2 separate regions of the Homo sapiens genome follow, and region 2 is linked to region 1. Evidence: read pairs that join two places in POLR2A ChIA-PET (ENCODE). Cell type or tissue: MCF 10A. All regions are shown on one strand. Links, peaks and the distances in the headings refer to the core of each region. The heading gives the core; the rest is flanking DNA. Region 1 overlaps LINC02388 (long intergenic non-protein coding RNA 2388). Region 2 has its middle 63 kb from the start of LRIG3.

Region 1 (4,396 bases), core at 272-4,271:
CCATTTGGGTTTTTTTTTTCAATTTTAATTTCACAACTTTTTTTGGAGTGATTTTTTTATTATACTTTAAGTTCTGGGGTTCATGTGCACAACGTGCAGGTTTGTTACATAGGCATACATGTGCCATGTTGGTTTGCTGCACCCATCAACTCGTCGTTTACATTAAGTATTTATCCTAATGCTATCCCTCCCCCAGCCCCCACCCCCTGACAGGCCCCTCCCTGTGTCCATGTGTTCTCATTGTTCAACTCCCACTTATGAGTGAGAACATGCAGTGTTTGGTTTTCTGTTCCTGTGTATGTTTGCTGAGAATGATGGTTTCCAGCTTCATCCATGTCCCTGCAAAGGACATGAACTCATCCTTTTTTATGGCTCAGAGTATTCCATGGTGTATATGTGCCATATTTTCTTTATCCAGTCTATTATTGGTGGGCATTTGGGTTGGTTCCAAGTCTTTGCTGTTGTGAATAGTGCCACAATAAACATACATGTGCAAGTGTCTTTATAGTAGCATGATTTATAATCCTCTGGGTATATACACAGTAATGGGATTGCTGGGTCAAATGGTATTTCTAGTTCTAGATTCTTGAGGAATCGCCACACTGTCTTCCACAATGGTTGAACTAATTTACACTCCCACCAACCGTGTAAAAGCGTTCCTATTTCTCCATATCCTCTCCAGCATGTTTCCTGACTTTTTAAGGATCGCCATTCTAACTGGTGTGAGATGGTATCTCATTGTAGTTTTGATTTGCATTTCTCTAATGACCAGTGATGATGAGCATTTTTTCTATGCCTGTTGGCTGCATAAATGTCTTCTTTTGAGAAGTGTCTGTTCATATTCTTTGCCCACTTTTTGATGGGGTTGTTTGTTTTTTTCTTGTAAATTTGTTTAAGTTCTTTGTAGATTCTGGATATTAGCCCTTTGTCAGATGGGTAGATTGCAAAAATTTTCTCCCATTCCATAGGTTGCCTGTTTACTCTGCTGATAGTTTCTTTTGCTCTGCAGAAGCTTTTTTGTATAAATTTCTTTTTCCTATAATAACGCTGTACAAGGAAGAGTCTTGAATTAAGGATAGAAAGAATGGGTGTGAAATAATTAGACTAGACCTTAAGTCACCATTGTCATATTCTACATTTGTCTCCTTTAAAAGTATTGTATTGACAACTGCAGTGGATGCTGTGCTGTGCTGTCCAAATCCTCCTCTAGAAATGGAGCTTTTATTCCCCTAGGTGCCTGGATTGCTGTCAGAAGGTGGACCTCAGCTCTCAGCTCCTTCTAGGGACTGGCTTGGCTCAGGGAGCCACCTCACACAGTCACACATCATGGTCACAATGGCCTACATCCAGTGATTTTCAATGTGGGGTATAAAGTCCCAGGCCCATCACCCAACTAGGAACAATTCTCAAGGGTCATCCAGCTTCCAAACTCTGTAGGATTGGCTGAGTCCTCAGAGGAGATGGCATCACAACTCAACTTCTTCCACTGTTCATAACATCATAATTTGCTATTTGTCATACTAATGCATAAAATACATATTAATTTTACCTTAAAAATATTTTTTGATATTCTGCCTCAATGTGCTAAAATAAATGTTCATTTTTCGTAAAAGAAATAAAACTTTCTTCCTGTCTATCTTCCTTTCTATTTAGAATCACTTCATAGCTGAATGGATCTTCATTTGCTTTCAAAAGGAGGCCCTACTTCAACCAGTCTTCCACCTCACTGCCTCACATGCAGGCCACGCTCACCGCTGCTTTCAAACTCTTGTCCACTCAGTGTCTTTCCTTCAACCCAAATTTCATTCTCAGTTTATTGAAATTCTGTTCATTCTTTATGGCTCACTTCATTTTCATCCCCCTTTGTAATTCCTTTTCTGACATCTATTTTCTTTGCTCTTTCTCTTCTCTGAAATTATAAGTAGCCATTTCCTATGGTGTGCAATAACACTTCCTCAACGTGTTTTTGGATTTTACTTTCTTATGTGTATATCGGCCTATTCAAATAGATGGCAAAGTCTTAGAGCAGAAGCCAAGGTGGGTTCTTCTTTGTACTCACTATGGTATGCCACCATAGTACTGGGTAGTAACTATCATCTATCATTTATTAAGCATTTAGTTTTTGCCAGATACAGTGCTTAGCACTTTCCACATATTAACCCATTTAATTTTTACAAATACCTAGTGAGACTTATGCTACTATTATCCTTGTTTGGCAGTTGAGAAAACTGAGTCTTAGAGAGATAAAGAAATTGTTTAAGATGACAGAGATGGAAATGGCAGAGATTGGTCTATCTCACTGCCAAGCCATAGTTCTGAATTACTCTACCACATGCTCCCTATGCATTCAACAAGGTGTCATGAATCAACTGATCTAAACCTAAATCACAAAGCATGGGATTTGTTTGTGAGGGTCTAAAGAATAAGATAAACCTTTAGTCCCATGGGGTATATCATTTATTTTTTCAATGTTTAGTAGCACCAGTGAGAAATCAGCTGTGAACAGCATAATAGACTTCTTGCTATTGCTTCTTTGTACTAAAGTTGGCATCAAGTCATTCATTTACTCCCCAGATGTAATTTGGCATCACTACGTAGAGTTTAGTCATCATGGAGACATCAAAATATTAGTCATGTCCCCCAAGAAGCTCACATTATAAATAAAGACACGATGGAGCTCACAGACATCTGTGCGCTGCAGAGCTAAGATTTCCTAGGAGAGACATGATACTGAAATCATGACTCATGCATTTAGAAATCACAAATGTAATTACATTCATCAGCACTCTTTCACATTTGCTGTTTTTGAGTATCAAACAGAGCTTACCAGAGAAGAAAATACAACAATCTGAAAAGAGAATTCAGAAACACATCATGCTCAAATTATCATACTTCAGTGGATCACATGTGATCATGGGATTTGTGTCACTTCAGCCTATAAAACAGATCTTGCCCAGCTCTAAAATATAGCTTAAAGTAGCCATGGCCAGAAAAGATCGAGACCTCCATTTTACCATAAACATTTATGTGAATTTGGTTCTCTCTGCATATTTTATTTTTAAAAAATTTAAATTATTACCAAAACCAAATAAATAGTCCCTAAAGTGAAATCATGCTCATGTCATTGTCTAATGGGTAATTTATTGTACTAAAGGTTTGGAGGGGAAAAACAGCGACAACGACAACTAAAGAATTGAAGACAGCTCATGTAGCTTATCAGGTTCAATGTCCATGCAAATATTCTCTTACCATGATGTCACAATATTTTTAAATACATATAGATATAAGTAGCAACATGCTTTCTGGTTTCTAAAACAATTTTTCTTCTTGTTATCCTAGGGTTTCACAAATAAGTGGTAAGATACAATACATAGGACTACTCTGTGGAACTTTTGAAAATTGTGTCTGTTTGCTAGAAGGTCACATGTCTTGTCCAAATCAAGAATTGAAAGAATATCTGGTCTACTGATCCATCTTTTGCTATATCGGGGAAATATTCTTTAAATAACTACTTTAGTGAAGAAAGATGTCTGATATTTTTGTCCTTCATTTTAACTCTAACACTGTAATTTTCATCACAAGTAAATGAATTGAGAATTTCAAATAACTTATAGCTTCCACAATCAAGTCTTTTCAACTGACTCACTTGTATCATTTACCTCACCATGATCCTTTCATTACTGTGAAAACATTTTCAATTTTGCCTTCCAGTTGTTGATTGAGAGTGTTACTTCTTGGGGGAAAAATGCCACATAATACAACTTTGTGAACTAATCTTTATCATTAGCATAAGCAATATATTCACACATCCAGATTTTTGGCCCTTTTCTTGTTGTCATATCATGGAGAAGACTAGGATAGTTCTCTCAGCTAATGTAGTAAACATCTCTACTCTGGAGTAAACTTCCAAAATCATTTCTGTTTTAGTTTACATTTATCACAGGAGATATAGACAACTGTTTGATTGTTTTATGTTACCTTCTTCCCATTAATTTACCATTTACCAACCTATTTAATGCAAGAGCTCAGACTTGGCTGATGCAAATCAATGACTTTTTAAAAACTTTGTCCCTCTGGTGTTTTGTGTGTAATGGAGTAGGGGTATTAGGATACTTCCATATTGCAGAATCAAAAACTATATTACCTTTCTAATCAAATAAAAGAAAAGTGTACTTTTAGAATAAAAAATAGTTAACTTTTTTTAAAGAACGAAAGAAAAAATGCATACTGGCACCCTATTTAATGTTTATCCCCAACAGAATTGCCTTCACAGACAGGTATTTTGATGCTTCGAGACAGTCTTGTTACTGGAAGCTGACTCTACCAAAAAGGCATGTATTTGACATTATGGAAGACTCACCCAGATTAAAAAGACTAAAGAATCAGATTTGGAGAA
Region 2 (4,396 bases), core at 65-4,064, 110 kb after region 1:
GAGAAGGCTACGCCAGTGTCCAGGAGACAGTTAACCTCCTGGCCCTCAATGGCCAAGCATACTGGAGGCTCTGTGAGGGTGCTGGCATGGGCTGGCACTTGCCCTGGGCACCCTCAGTCCTGCTGCTGGATTATCTGGTTAGTGGCTTCTGACTCAGAGGACCTTCATCCCCTGGGTCAGTGGGCCTTCCAGTGATTCCCTTGGCATAAGGGGCATGGACGAGGGGGTGGCTTATTTCTACTTGGACAATCTTTTTTAAAGTGTCCTTGTAGACCACACTGGAAGCAAGCCCTATTAGGCATTCAATTTTCCCAGCTTTTCCCTTTTCCAGAGGCTCCAAAGTCCGCTTGCCTGAGGGCCATGACTAAAGCGGTGGCCTTTTTTGTATCCTGTTTGTCCCGTTCCACTTGCTCCTCCTGATCTCTATTATAAAAAACCGAGGTTGCCAAGTTCAATAGGGTTTCTAAGTTTTGCTCCAGGCCTAAGGCAGACTTTTGAAGTTTTTTTTTCTAATGTCTGCAGCTGACTGAGTGATAAACTTATCTTTTAAGATTAGTTGGCCTTCAATAGAGTCAGGTGACAGGGAGGTATGCTTCCTCAATGCCTCCCTTAGTCTCTCCAGAAAGGCAGTAGGATTTTCTTCCTTTCCCTGTTATAGTGGACATCATTGAATAATTCATAGGTTTCTTCCTAGTTTTCCTTAAGTCCTTCTGGCACGCAAGTTACCAAATATCTGCGACACCAATCTCCATGTTCTGATTCTGTGTCCCAGTGGGGGTCTACACTGGGAACTGCCTGCTGGCCTGTGGGGAATCGTTCTCTTTCCTCTGTTGTCATCCTATCATTGACCTGAGTGAGATACCAGAGATCGCCAAACTCTCAGGCTGCAGTTATGGCGGCACTTCTCTCATTTGGGGTTAGTGTCTGATTTAGCAGTAACATTATATCTCTCCATGTCAGATCAAAGGATTATCCTAACCCTTGTAAAACATCAATATAGCCATCAGGGTTATCTGAGAATTTACCAAGGTCTATTTTAATTTGCTTTAATCTGAGAGAGAAAAAGGTACATGCACTCTGGCTGGGCCGAATTATCCTCCTCCCACTGCTTGGAGGGGGCATAATCGGGGAATATTGGCACTCTTTGGTTCCTTGTTTACCCCTTTGTCTATCTCCTTTTGGACAGTTTGGGTTAAAGGGGGGTCCTTATTAGTTGGGGAAGGAGTCGGGGGCATGCTGGGGTAGGGAGGTAGACTCTGAGGGCTTCCTGTAAGGCATAAATCACACTTTTTACATAATTGCGAATTGTCTTTTAATGAAAAGAAAGTTTGTATGTATGGCATTCCACTCCATTTGCCTTTTTTTCTACAAAAGAGGTCTAGCTGTAAGATGGTGTTATACTTTATACTTCCCCCAGGAGGCCAGGTTTCTCCCTCTTGAAGAGGATATCATGGCCAGGTGGTTCTGCAGAAGAATATAAGTCATTTCTTTCTTAGCGTCTGAGGGTCAAACTTGTCTCAATTCTCCAGAATACATCTTAGGGGCGTTTTTGCCTTGGGGGGAACATTTCCCTTCTGGAAAAAGAACATAGGGATGCCAGCACCCCTAGTCATTTCCCGTAGAGCATTAGTCCTAGAGTGTCCTCTATGGTACTAATGCTTATTCCTTTCCAGGGTGCACAACCATGGACTTCTGCTTATCAGATTAGTTAAGCTCACTGATGCAGCAGTCCTGCACTCCTTTTCCCGCCTTTCTTGACCACAAAGAAAGGGGTCTGGGCTGCTGAATTCTAGTGGTCCTTTACCAGGGTGCCCAACATTGCTTTTGTGCTCAGGGGTGAGTCCTAGAGCTGGGCTGGGTTCCTGAGTATTTCATAACAACCCAGCTGCCCCATCAAGATGAACTCCCATAAACAGTTCTTATGCAAATTCATTTCAGAGAGGGTGTAGGTAACCTTTTGAGTCAGGATTGAGTAGTCTTTTTTGATTGTGTAAGTACTTTAAGGCTTGGCTGAGTGCAAACAGCTCACACGTTTGAGGAGACCAATTATTAGGCAATTTTTCTAACTCTGCTTCCACAAGAGTCTCCCTATCAATTACTGAATACTCATTGTGGTTTTTTCCTCAATCACCTGGGAGGAATCATCTATCATCCTGTCCTGAAGGGAATTCCTCCTAGGTCTTTTTGGACTTTTATATGGTAATTAAGATTTAAATCCCCTGTTAGGAAATCTGCTGGGTTAAGGGAATTATCAGTGGTTGGTGTTAAATTACCTTTTTTTAACAGGATAGCCCCATACTTTAAGATTTTTGAGTTAGTATGCTACCTTTTTCTTTTTTGACTCAGGATAATTCTGAACTGGTGAGGTGTGCTCACAATGAGGTTTCCTCACAATGAGGTTTCCTCTAAAAGTTTCTTTTCTACTTTCTTCTGTTAGCAAAGCAGTTGCCGCTACAGATTGAATGCATCGGCGGGTTACAGGGTTAATGAAGGGTTTTTGATAGGAAAGCTACGGGTTGTCAGTGGTCTCAGTGTTTTCAGGCTACGCCCTTGTTTACACTGACAACAAGGTAGTATTGGAGTGTTATGGGGTCACGGAGAAGACCTTCAATTATCAATTATAGGTTTTAAATTTACCCTGGCTTTTAAAGGAATAGGGCACACTGATTTTTACTATTACTATCTTTCTCTTTCTCTTTGACTCCCTCTTTTTCTCTCTCTCTCCTCTGTCTCTTTCTCTCTCTCCTCTATCTCTCTCCTCCGTCTCTCCTCCGTCTCTCTCTCCTCCATCTCTCTCTCCTCTGTCTCTCTCTCTCTCTTCCCTCTCTCTCTCTTCCCTCTCTCTCTCCCTCTTCCCTCTCTCTCTCCTCTATCTCTCTCTCTCTCTCTCCCCTCTGTCTCTCTCTTAGCCATTTACAAACTTGAGGCCCTGGCAAGGGTGGTAGAGAACGGGTCCCACGTAACTGCCCATGTTGAGAGCTGTATACCTAAATCGGGAGGGACACCAGGGATAAGACTCCCTGGGTTTATTGTCTAGATGCCTAAGGATGCAGCCTAGAGCTTCCTTAGATCCCTTTGGAGATACAACTTGCTAGAGGAAATGAAGTCTGAACCATTAGTGCCTAGGAGGCAGGGATCAGAGGAAGTAGATTCGGCGGTAAGGAGAATTTTGGGGCTACACTTTCAAGAAAGTCCTGGTCAGGACCCAGGAGGTATGGGTCAAAAGGAAAGGTAGGGGTGCACACATGGGCGACTGTTAAGTAGAGACTTCTGGCTGTGCCATGATCTCAATGGGCTAATGCTGGGAGTTCGGGACAACAGGTTTCTGCCTCTAGTCAGCCCTCAGCTTCCCCAAGAAAATTGAAAGTGGAAGCTGGTTGTAGGCTCCCAACCCCAGATAGCCTCACACCTGAGTCTTAAGTCCGGTGGCCACACTAATCGTTTTTAACTGGCCGACAGGTGCTCGGTATTTTCCTCCAATTCTAAGGAAGGATAGGAAAGAATAGCAAGTGAAAGTGGTCCGATATTACTCACCATTTTGGAGGTCCCTTCGTGGTCGCCAAAATGTTACTGGGGGGTCCTTGCTTCCAGAGCTCCCAACATGGTGGCAGGCTGCTTCCAAGACGGTGGCAAGCCTTGTGTTCTCTGACCTGGGGTTCTTAGCCTCATGGATTCCAAGGAATGGAATCTTGGATCATGCGGTGAGTGTTATAGCTCTATTAGAAGCCGTGGGTCATGGAAGAGAACAGTGGAACCCAGTGACTAGTGTTCAGCTCGATTAGGATGAACCCGGGCACTTAGCTGTGCAGGAACAATGGCAAGCCTTTAGCCTGATCCGGAGCGGCAATGGGTGCCTCACTGGATCAGGAGCACAGCGGACACCCTGCTGGATCTGGAGGGATGGAAGTCAACGGCGGGTCTCCGACGGCAGCAAACAGCAGTGGTGGGCGGCGAGTGAAAGCTCAGCTCGAGCCGTAACAAACACGGACCAAAAGAGAGTGCAGTTGCAAGATTTAATAGAGTGAAAACAGAGCTCCCATACAAAGGGAGGGGACCCAAAGAGGGTAACTTGCTGGCTCGAATGCCTGGGTTTATGTCCCGATCATTCTGCCTCCCGCTGTGCTCTCAGGCGATAGATGATTAGCTATTTCTTTACCTCCTGTTTTTGCCTAATTAGCACTTTAGTGAGCTTTTTTTAATTACCTGATTGGTCGAATGTGAGCTAAGTTGCAAGCCCCGTGTTTAAAGGTGGATGCAGTCACCTTCCCAGCTAGGCTTAGGGATTCTTAGTCGGCCTAGGAAATCCAGCTAGTCCTGTCTCTCATAAGGACATATCCAAGACTGGATAATTAGTAAAGGAAATTAGTTTAATTGACTCACAGTTCTGTAGGGCTGG

Evidence for each region. Peaks named below come from ENCODE experiments on the same cell type or tissue, not always from the same donor. Only the 100,000 strongest peaks of a DNase experiment are listed, where the experiment ranks them.
Region 2: POLR2A ChIA-PET joins it to region 1 with 8 read pairs; 1 of 35 experiments calls an interaction of 5 or more read pairs at or near these places.

Annotation. Positions count from the first base shown.
Region 1 is chr12:58,747,966-58,752,361 of GRCh38, forward strand. All of the region lies in intron 1 of LINC02388 (long intergenic non-protein coding RNA 2388), which reads right to left. The region is part of intron 1 of LOC100506869 (a long non-coding RNA gene); the gene reads left to right. Among named protein-coding and RNA genes, the nearest start is that of LINC02388, 32 kb to the right of the region's middle. In MCF 10A, for the core only: no CTCF peak of the experiment used is centred there; a DNase peak (open chromatin) is centred at 2,646.
Region 2 is chr12:58,855,429-58,859,824 of GRCh38, forward strand. No RefSeq gene overlaps it. Among named protein-coding and RNA genes, the nearest start is that of LRIG3, 63 kb to the right of the region's middle. In MCF 10A, for the core only: no CTCF peak of the experiment used is centred there; a DNase peak (open chromatin) is centred at 1,933.